Linked DNA regions of Homo sapiens: region 2 is linked to region 1. The links are chromatin loops, found by intact Hi-C in ENCODE. Cell type or tissue: Calu3. All regions are shown on one strand. Each heading gives the region's core, and the rest is flanking DNA. Links, peaks and the distances in the headings are about the cores only. Region 1 has its middle 28 kb from the start of CLINT1. Region 2 has its middle 89 kb from the start of CLINT1.

Region 1 (5,378 bases), core at 278-5,277:
TTAGATACCAGGTGCTACTCCTTGAGGAACCAGTGCTTCAGATATGTATGTGTGTGGCCCTCAACCCTGCCACTTTTCTCCCAGAGGATGGGGAACCAATCGAGCATGACTGCCAACAAATTATAGTCCAGACTTATGCTGCCAAGATGATGTCTTAGAACTCCCCTTAGCTAATCCTGACCTTAACCTATATACCAGTGAAATCTCATTTGTGGAGAATGGGATACAAAGGGCAGGTTATGCCATAGTTAGTGATGTAACTGTACTTGAAAGTAAGCCTCTTCTCCCAGGGACCAGTGCTCAGTTAGCAGAACTAGTGGCACTTACCCGAGCCTTTGAACTGGGAAAGGGAAAAAGAATAAATGCAAATACAGATAGCAAGTATGCTTATCTAATTCTACATGCTCTTGCTGCAATATGGAAAGAAAGGGAGTTCCTAATCTCTGGGGGAACCCCCATTAAATACCACAAGGAAATTATGGAGTTATTGCATGCAATGCAAAAACCCAAGGAGGTGGCAGTCTTACACTGCCAAAGCCATCAAAGTGGGAAGGAGATGGGAGAACAGCAGCATAAGCAGCTGGCAGAGGCAGCAGAAAGGAAAGAGAGAAAGAGACAGGAAGTCAAAGAAGGAGACAGAGAGGAAGAGACAGAGAGACAGAAACAGAGAGACCAAAAGTCAAAGAAAGAAGGAGAAAGAGAGGAAGAGACAGACAAAGAGGGAATCAGAAAGAGAGAGACAAAGATGGAGTCATAGAGAGAGACAGACACAGAAAGTCAAAGAGAGAGTCAGAAAGAGAGGAAGAGACAAAGAAGAAATCAAAGAGAATGAAAGAGAGATGGAAGTAGTAAAGAAAAAAACAGTGTACCCTATTCCTTTAAAAGCCAGGGTAAATTTCTGTCTACTCAGCCAAGGCATATCCTTCTTATGTGGAACATCGACCTATATCTGCCTCCCCACTAACTGGACAGGCACCTGTACCTTAGTATTTCTAAGTCCCAACATTAACATTGACCCAGGAAATCAGACCTTATCAGTACCCCTCAAAGCTCGAGTCCGTCAGCACAGAGCCATACAACTAATACCCCTACTTATAGAGTTAGGAATGGCTACTGTTACAGGAGCCAGAATAGCCAGTTTATCTACTTCATTATCCTACTACCACACACTCTCAAATGATTTTTCAGACAGTTTGCAAGAAGTAACAAAATCTATCCTTACTCTACAATCCCAAATAGACTCTTTGGCAGCAGTGACTCTCCAAAACTGCCAAGGCCTAGACCTCCTCACTGCTGAGAAAGGAGGACTCTGCACCTTCTTAGGGGAAGAGTGTTGTTTTTACACTAACCAGTCAGGGATAATGCAAGATGCCACCCAGCGTTTACAGGAAAAGGCTTCTGAAATGAGACAACACCTTTCAAATTCTTACACCAACCTCTGGAGTTGGGCAACATGGCTTCTCCCCTTTCTAGGTCCCATGGCAGCCATCTTGCTGTTACTCGCCTTTGGACCCTGTATTTTTAACATCCTTGTTAAATTTGTTTCCTCTAGAATTGAGGCCATCAAGCTACAGATGGTCTTACCAATGGAACTCAAATGAGTTCAACTAATGACTTCTACCGAGGACCCCTGGACTGTTCCGCTGGCCCTTCCACTGGCCTAAAGAGTTCCCCTCTGGAGGACACTACAACTGCAGGGCCCCTTCTTTGCCCCTATCCAGCAGGAAGTAGCTAGAGCGGTCATTGGCCAAATTCCCAACAGCAGTTGGGTTGTCCTGTTTACAGGGGGGGATTGAGAGGTGACAACGTGTTAGCAGCCCTCACTCACTCTCAGCACCTCCTCGGCCTTGGCAGCCATGCTCGAGGAGCCCTTCAGCCCACCACTGCACTGTGGGAGCCCCTCTCTGGGCTGGCCGAGGCTGGAGCCGGCCCCCTCTGCTTGCGGGAAGGTGTGGAGGGAGAGGCGCGGGCGGGAACTGGGGCTGCGCGTGGTGCTTGCGGGCCAGTGAAAGTTCCAGGTGGGTGTGGGCTTGGCAGGCCCCGTACTCAGAGCGGTCAGCCAGCCCTGGGCAGTGAGGGGCTTAGCACCCAGGCCAGCAGCTGCGGAGGGGGCACCGGGTTCCCCCAGCACTGCCGGCCCACCTGTGCCACACTCGAATTCTTGCTGGGCCTCAGCCGCCTCCCCGTGGGGCAGGGCTTGGGACCTGCAGCCCGCCATGCCCGAGCCCCACTGTGGTGGGCTCCTGTGCGGCCCGAGCCTCCCTGATGGGCACTGCCCCCTGCTCCATGGCGCCTGGTACCATCGACAACCCAAGGGCTGAGGAATGCAGGTGCATGGCACGGGACTGGCAGGCAGCTCCACCCGTGGCCCCAGCGCGGGATCCACTAGGTGAAGCCAGCTGGGCTCCTGAGTTGGGTGGGGTCTTGGAGAACATTTATGTCTAGCTGGAGAATTGTAAATGCACCAGTCAGCACTCTGTGTCTAGCTCAAGGTTTGTAAATGCACCAATCAGTGCTCTATGTCTAGCTAATCTACTGGGGACTTGGAGAACTTTTATGTCTAGCTAGAGGATTGTAAATGCACCAATCAGCACTCTGTGTCTAGCTCAGGGATTGTAAATGCACCAATCAGCACCCTGTCAAAATGGACCAATCAGCTCTCTGTAAAACTGACCTATCAGCTCTCTGTAAAACAGACCAATCAGCTCTCTGTAAAATGGACCAATCAGCAGGATGTGGGTGGGGCCAGATAAGGGAATAAAAGCAGGCTGCCTAAGCCAGCAGTGGCAACCTGCCAGGGTCCCCTTCCACACTGTGGAAGCTTTGTTCTTTCACTCTTTGCAATAAATCTTGCTGCTGCTCAGTTTTTGGGTTTGTGCTGCCTTTGTGAGCTGTAACACTCACCACGAAGGTCTACAGCTTCACTCCTGAAGCCAGCGAGACCATGAACCCACTGGGAGGAATGAACAACTCTGGACGGGAGGAACGAACAACTCTAGACGTGCTGCCTTAAGAGCTGTAACACTCACCGTGAGAGCCCGCAGCTTCATTCTCGAAGTCAGTGAAACCAAGAACCCACCAATTCTGGACACACTAGGATTATAGGCGTGAACCTCTGCACCCAGCCCTACTTTTCTTTTAAGAGTTTTGTAGTTTTAGTTCTTACATTCAGTTCTTTGATCCATTTTGAACTAATATTTGTATATGCTATGAAGTAGGGACCCAACTCCATTCTTTTGCATGTAGGTAACCAGTTGTTCCTGCACCATTTGTTGAATAGACTATTCTTTTTCCAATGAATTATTTTGGTACTTGGTTAAAAATTAATTGATGATAACTCTCAGGAGTTATTCCTAATGTTAATAATGATCAGAATTTTTACTGGCTCCTGGTTTATATCAAGAACCTTTGCTCCTTTCCCTTTGAGCACGTCTGTTTCAGAGATCATTCCAGGATCTCAAATTTGTGATCTTGATTAACACAACAATGAACACCCTAAGGGGCCAGAAGGGCACTCCAAGTGTGATTAGATAAGGGTGTGTGGGTAAATAACTTTGTAAACTTTCCTAATTTATAACATGGGGATAATAAGAATACTTGGCTGGGCACAGTGGCTCACACCTGTAATCCCAGCACTTTGGGAGGCCGAGGTGGGAGGATCACCTGAGGTCAGGAGTTCAAGACCAGCCTGACCAATCTGATAAAACCCATCTCTACTAAAAATACTAAAATTAGCCGGGCATGGTGGCATGCACCTGTAATCTCAGCTACTTGGGAGGCTGAGACAGGAGAATCGCTTGAACCCGGGAGGCAGAGGTTGCAGTGAGCCGAGATCGTGCCATTGCACTCCAGCCTGGGCAACAAGCGTGAGACTCCCTCTCAAAAAAAAAAAAACAAAAAAAAACCGAAAACTTGCCCATAGGGTGGTTGTGGGGATTAAAGGAATTTAAAAAGTTGTCAATGGAACTATGCATTAGAGGGAATAATTGTAAAATGCTTTATAGATATAAAGAAGGCAAACATCAATGCTTTGGCAAGAGTTGGACTAGGATGTCAAAAGCAAGCTTTGCTGTGTGATTAATTAGCTGGGTAACCTTGTGTAATCACTGAAACTCTCCCAGTCTCAATTTCCTGGTCTATTTAATGTAGGTAATGATGTGAAGTCTAATGACCTTTCTGGGTTATTGTGAGATTGAAGCAATGTAGTAGGTGTAAAAGTGGTTTGGAACACTTAACTTGTTATTCTGGGCATTGTAAAGGATTCATAGAGAATTGCTTGCTTTCATTCTAAAAATTGCCTTTGAATTGTTTATAATGCCGGATTGATTCCTTCCATTGGGGCTAGCCCCAGGTAATGTTTACCACAATAAAACATTAACATGAGATTTTTCACCTCTTACCTGGGTAAGGACCAGAGCCTGATACTTGGCTCAAAGAAAGTATTTATACAGGGTTTAATAACAACCAGGCCCTCAGGGAATTCTCTATAAATAGTTTTGGTGCTGGGATAGAATGTGACCAGGAAGAATATTAACCATAGTCTTTCTTTTATTGGTCAGTTACAGTGTAGAGGAAGTATGTTAAAAAAACCCAAAATCTCAGATGACCTTATTCACATTGTGGTGGAGCTGGAAGACCACCTCTCCTCCTGTCCCAGGCAGTCATGGGGAGGAAGATGGTCTGCCCAAGGGAATCCTAATTTGAGGGGAAGAGGACAGTGAATCAAATAAACTAACCATAGTAGTCCATAGCACCTACTCCATTGTTGAAGAAGATACGTTGGCAAATTATGAAGTATTTAAAGACCTTTCTTGACATCCTTGTGGGTTGGTTAAGACGAAACTGCCTCTGACAATTAATGTTAATATTTGGGAGATGCAAATATGACTCAACAAGTATTGACAGGCCATGATAGAATAAAGATCTTTAACTGTCACCTACCATGTTAGAGAGACACCAAAGAGGACCAGACACCTGGAGTACCAACAATTCCCCCTGCCAATTTTCTCAGTGTTATTCTAGACTAACTCACACTTGGATATTTTTCCCCTGTGGGGAACACATTTCACCTGGTGGAGGAAGAGGGCTGGCATGGGGCAAGAAAATCCCTTGTGAAGAAGGGTGGAATTTTGCAGAGAGGAAGGCAGTGCTCTCATATAAGAATATGAGGATTGCTGGGTGCAGTGGATCATGCCTGCAATCTCAGCACTTCTGGAGGCCAAGGCGGGTGAATCACTTGAGGTCGGGAGTTCGAGACTAGCCTGACCAACATGAAGAAACCCTGTCTCTACTAAAAATATAAAATTAGCTGGGCGTGGGTGGTGCATGCCTCTAATCCCAGCTACTCAGGAGGCTGAGGCAGGAGAATCACTTGAACC
Region 2 (5,378 bases), core at 262-5,261, 61 kb after region 1:
TCCGTCTGTCACCCAGGCTGGAGTGCAGTGGCGTGAACACAGCTCACTGAAGCCCCAACTTCCCAGGCTCAAGCTATCCTCCCATCTCAGCTTCCCCGCATAGCTGGGACCACAGGTGTGTGCTAGCACACCTAATTTATATATTTTTTATTTAATTAATTTAATTTTAATTAATTCATTTTTATTTTTTTATTTTATTTATTTATTTTTTAGACAGAGTCTTGCTCTGTCACCCAGTCTGGAGTGCAGTGGCATGGTCTTGGCTCACTGCAACCTCTACCTCCCGGGTTCAAGTGATTCTCCTGCCTCAGCCTCCCGAGTAGCTGAGACTACAGGTGCAGGCCACCACACCCACCTAATTTTTGTATTTTTAGTAGAGACGGGGTTTCACTATGTTGGCCAGGTGGGTCTTGAACTCCTGACCTCGTGATCCACCCGCCTCAGCCTCTCAAAGTGCTGGGATTACAGGTGTGAGCCGCTGCGTCCAGCCTTAATTATTTTTTGAGATGGAGTCTCGCTCTTGTCGCCCAGACTGGAGTGCAATGACGCGATCTTGGCTCACTACAACCTCCGCCTCCCAGGTTGAAGCGATTCTCCTGCCTCAGCCTTCCTAGTAGCTGGGATTACAGGTACCCGCCATCACACCCAGGTAATTTTTGTATTTTTAGTAGAGACAGGTTTCATCATGTTGGCCAGGCTGGTCTCGAACTCCTGACAGGTGATCCACCCTCCTTGGCCTCCCAAAGTACTGGGATTACAGGCGTGAGCCACCGTGTCTGGCCTATTTTCTTTTTAGAGACTGTGTTTTGCCATGTTGGCCAGGCTGATCTTGAATTCTTGACCTTAAGTGATTTGTCCGCTTCAGCCTTTGAAAGTGTTGAGATCACAGGTGTGAGCCACTGTGCCCATCTATTTTCTTTTTTTTTTCTCCTTTTTTTTTTGAGACGGAGTGTTACTCTTTCACCCAGGCTGGAGTTTAGTGGCACCATCTCGACTCAGTGCAACCTCTGTCTCCTGGGTTCAAGCGATTCTCCTGCCTCAGCCTCCTGAGTAGCTGGGATTACAGGCATGCGCGACTATGCCCGTCTAATTTTTGTATTTTTAGTAGAGACGGGGTTTCACTATGTTGGCCAGGCTGGTCTTGAACTCGTGACCTCAGGTGATCCCCCTGCCTCGGCCTCCCAAATTTCTGGGATTACAGGCGTGAGCCACCACACACCAACCTCCTTCCTTTTTTTGTCTGAGATAGGATCTCACTCTGTCTCCCAGGCTGGAGTGCAGTGGCATGATGATCACGGCTCACTGCAGCCTCAGACTGCTGGGCTTTGGATCAACCTGAGGGCAATCCTCCTACCTCAGCCTTCTTAGTAGTTGGGACTAGAGCATGTACCACCATGCCTGGCTAATTTTTGTATTTTTTGTAGAGAGAGGGTTTCTCCATGTCACCCAGGCCGTTCTCAGACTCCTGGTCTCGAGTGATCCTCCCACCTCGGCTTCCCAAAGTTCCGGGATTATAGGCATGAGTCACCACGGCTGGCCAGGAAGATTATTTTCGTAGAATGAATACAATATATATTCTCAAGTGCCATGCTTGAGCCTACTACTGCTAGTTCTGGCTAAATCTTGGTTTTACTTATTTTAAGTATGTCATATTCAGTTGCGGTGTTCCTAATACTCCTTGTGTGAATTTCCTGTGTTCCCCCTGCCCCACCCCCAATGTATAACGAGTCCGAGGCTGAGTTACCTCTGAGTTTTTTCTTTTTGCCTGATCTGTAGAGAACTAGAAATTAGGTTATTTGGCATTGCTGATGACAACTATATGGCACAAGTACCTTCACTCCAATTCTCTGCTTATCATGGCCACTGCTAATTGATGATTGCCCTGTCCTATCAATATTGCTTAACAGTGCTAATATGGTAACCACAGGTCACATGTAGCTACTGAGCATTTGAAATGTGGTTAGTCCAAATTCAGGTATGCTACACAGGTAAAATACATACCAGATTATGAAGACCTGGCACACAAGAAAAGAATGTAAAATATCTCATTAATAATTTTTTGTATTGATTACAACTTGAAATGATAATAGTTTGGATATACTGGGTTAAACCAAATGTTATTAAGATTAATTTTATATATTTATTTCACTTTCAAAAAAGTGATTACTAGAAAATGTAAAATTCTATATGTGGCTTGCATTCGTGGCTCAAGTTGTATTTCTACAGGACAGCACTGCCTTCAAATCCTACTTAAGACAGTTCCCCAGGCAGTCACTACCAACAAACCAGAAACAAAAGCAGTAGTATTTTATGGGAATGGGAGAGAGGTCTACAGAGTTTGAGTTTTCAATCTTAGAATGAAAAAAAAAAAAAAGAACCTTTTGCCGGGCACGGGTGGCTCATGCCTGTAATCCCAGCACTTTGGGAGGCCGAGGCAGGCGGATCACTTGAGGTCAGCGTGGCCAACCTGGCGAAATCCCGTCTCTATTAAAAATAAAAAAATTAGCCAGGTGTGGTGGTGCACGTCTGTAATCCCAGCTACTTGGGAGACTGAGGCAGGAGAATCGCTTGAACCCGGAAGGGGGAGATTGCAGTGAGCGGAGGTTGCACCACTGCACTCCAGCCTGGGCGACAGAGTGAGACTCCGTCCCAAAAAAAAAAAAAAAAAAAAAAGAGAGAAAAAGAACCTTTGAGTTTATCTAGTTAAGTGTTTCCCAAACATATCTGTTCATTAGAAACTTCTGCGATCTTAAATTATAAAATTACAGATTTCCAGGTTCCCACCCTGGGGATTCTAGTTTAATAGATCTGGGACGGAGGCCCCGGATTTTGTATTTTTAGTAAGTAGCCCAGGGGTTTCTGATGTGCGGCCAGGTTTGAGAACTCCTGAGCTAAAACATTTTTACATTTCAAGGATGGGACTTTCCTGGGGTGACATGTTATTATTGGCAGAGCTAGGACTCGAGCACATGTTCCTCCTGGATTATATTTTGTACTACTGCGACCTAAGAGTCTTTGCAGAACTCACCATGGAATGATCATCAAACTGCCTCTCAGCCCGCAGGCACAATGCTCTTCCTTATTTGGAGAAAACTCAGTGTGTCTCAGCAGCCCCCTCTGCTGTCAAAAATCCCTAGCTCAGTCTAGCTGAGCGGGCTTTGGGGAAGCGAGCAGGGAGGAGAGCGAGCCCAGAAGAAAGTAGTGTGAAAAATGCTGCTATGGGGAAACCCGTTTGCAACCTGGAAGTGATTGGAAGAAATCTTGCAATAAGATCCTTAAAGCTGGATGACATGTGGGGGAAATCTACCTGACTGCCTCCTGGTCTGGAGGAGAGAATTTGTTTTGTTTTATTTTGGTTTGTTTTGTTTTGATACAGGGTGTTGCTCTGTCACGAGAGCAGTGGTGTGATCACAGCTCACTGCAGCCTCCAAATCCTGGGCTCCAAGCGATCCTCCCACCTCAGCTTTCCGAGTAGCTGGGACTACACAGGCGCCTGCCACCCTGCTCTGCTAATTTTTAATTTTTTTGGGTAGAGATGGGGGTGAGGGAGATAGGAGTCGGGGGGGATGCTTGCCTTGTTGCCCTGGCTGGTCTCGAACTTGCGAGCTCAAGCAGTCCCCTCTCCTCGATCTCCCAAAATGCTGGGATTACAGGCGTGAGCCACCGTGTTTGGTCTAGAGGAGGGAATTTGAACAAATTATTTCACTTCCCTGGGCCTCAGTTTCCTCATCTGAACAAGGGCCATAATGACACGCTCTGTCCCTTTTCTTCCTCAGAAACTATTTTAATAGTCTAATTAACTAATGGGGATGGTGTTATCAATGTTTGGTCCAAAGACACACAGCTATTTAGAGATAGAGCTGGACTTTGAACTCCTGGTTCCCAGTTGAGATGTATCATACAATTTCTGCTAACCAAGGAGAGATGTGTTCAGCTGCTTCTAGAGGGACAGAGGCAAGAAAAACTTACAAGGGAGGTTGAGGCTGGCTTCATGCCTAAATGAATTAAAGCCAGGTGGCCACTCTCTCATTTATATATTCATTCCTTCACTCATTTATTCAGCTTACTTTTATTGAGCACCTCTTACATGACTGAAACTGTGTAAGTAGTGGTGATATTATGTCAAATTAGACATAGTTCTTCTTATGTCGATGGTTCTTGCTGTGTCTCCCTGAATAGTTCCTTTGCCAGAGATATCCTCAACTAGCTGTCACAGTGCACAAGTACCTTGGCTGGGTGAAACAATGGTAGCTACCAGGTATTGAGAGTTAGCTATGTGCCAGATACGGTGCTAGGCTCTTCCCATGTGCTGTCTTGTTAAACCCTCAAACCAAAGTGCTGGCATTACAGGTGTGAGCCACCATGCCCGGCCAATGCGATACTGTCGTGAAAAGTATTTTCTTTTGGTAAAGGCATTAGGTAGCTTCATGTCCTTAGGTAAAATGCATATTTATCTGTGCATGGACGGTCATCAAAGTGTTATTTACAGTGTAGAAAAATCCTAAAATAGCCAAAATATATTGAAGTAAATTATAGCACAATATACTTGAAGAATATTTAATGAATTGGGAAAATGCCGTGGTTAAAATGCCACTTCATAAAATGGTGATATTGATCTGTTTGATACTAATTTTATAAAACACTCAAATTTGGCTGGGCACGGTGGCTGTAATCCCATCACTTTGGGGGGGCCAAGGCGGACAGATACTTGAGGTCAGGAGTTTGAGACCAGCCTGGCCAACATGGCAAAACCTGGTCTCTATTAAAAATACAAAGATTAGCTGGGCAGGTGGTGGGCACCTGTAAGCCCAGCTACTCGGGAGGCTGAGCAGGAGGATCACTTGAACCTGGGAGGTAGAGGTTGAAGTGAGCCGAGATTTTGCCACTGTACTCCATTCTGGTTACCAGAGTGAGACTCCATCTCCATCTCAAAAAATAAAACAAGGCCGGGCGCGGTGGCTCATGCCTGTAATTCCAGCACTTTGGGAGGCCGAGGTGGGAGGATCATGAGGTCAGGAGATTGAAACCAACCAGGCTAACACGGTGAAAACCCTCTCTACTAAAAATACAAAAAATTAGCCGGGCATGGTGGCAAGAACCTGTAGTCCCAGCTACTTGGGAGGCTGAGGCAGGAGAATGGCGTGAACCCGGGAGGCGTAGCTTGCAGTGGGCTGAGATCACATCACTGCACTCCAGCCTGGGCTACAGAGTAAGACTCTGTCTCAAATAAAAAAAAAAAAAACTTCCCTCCACATTCATAAATATAGAAAAAGGGATGAAAGCAAGTCATTAAAATGTTAAGTTTTTATTATTGGGCAGTTTTTGTTAGGTTTTGGGAGAGTCTTATTTTCTTTGAGCTTTTAAAGATTTCCCTATTT

The links. Peaks named below come from ENCODE experiments on the same cell type or tissue, not always from the same donor. Only the 100,000 strongest peaks of a DNase experiment are listed, where the experiment ranks them.
Region 2: it touches region 1 in a loop (3-fold over the local background); 2 of 110 quality-filtered maps call a loop at or near these places.

What each region holds. Positions count from the first base shown.
Region 1 is chr5:157,884,900-157,890,277 of GRCh38, forward strand. No RefSeq gene overlaps it. Among named protein-coding and RNA genes, the nearest start is that of CLINT1, 28 kb to the left of the region's middle. In Calu3, for the core only: no CTCF peak of the experiment used is centred there; DNase peaks (open chromatin) are centred at 2,792, 4,111 and 4,412.
Region 2 is chr5:157,945,852-157,951,229 of GRCh38, forward strand. No RefSeq gene overlaps it. Among named protein-coding and RNA genes, the nearest start is that of CLINT1, 89 kb to the left of the region's middle. RefSeq lists enhancers at 1-333, 2,950-3,244. In Calu3, for the core only: a CTCF peak has its summit at 3,113 (motif pointing left); a DNase peak (open chromatin) is centred at 3,120.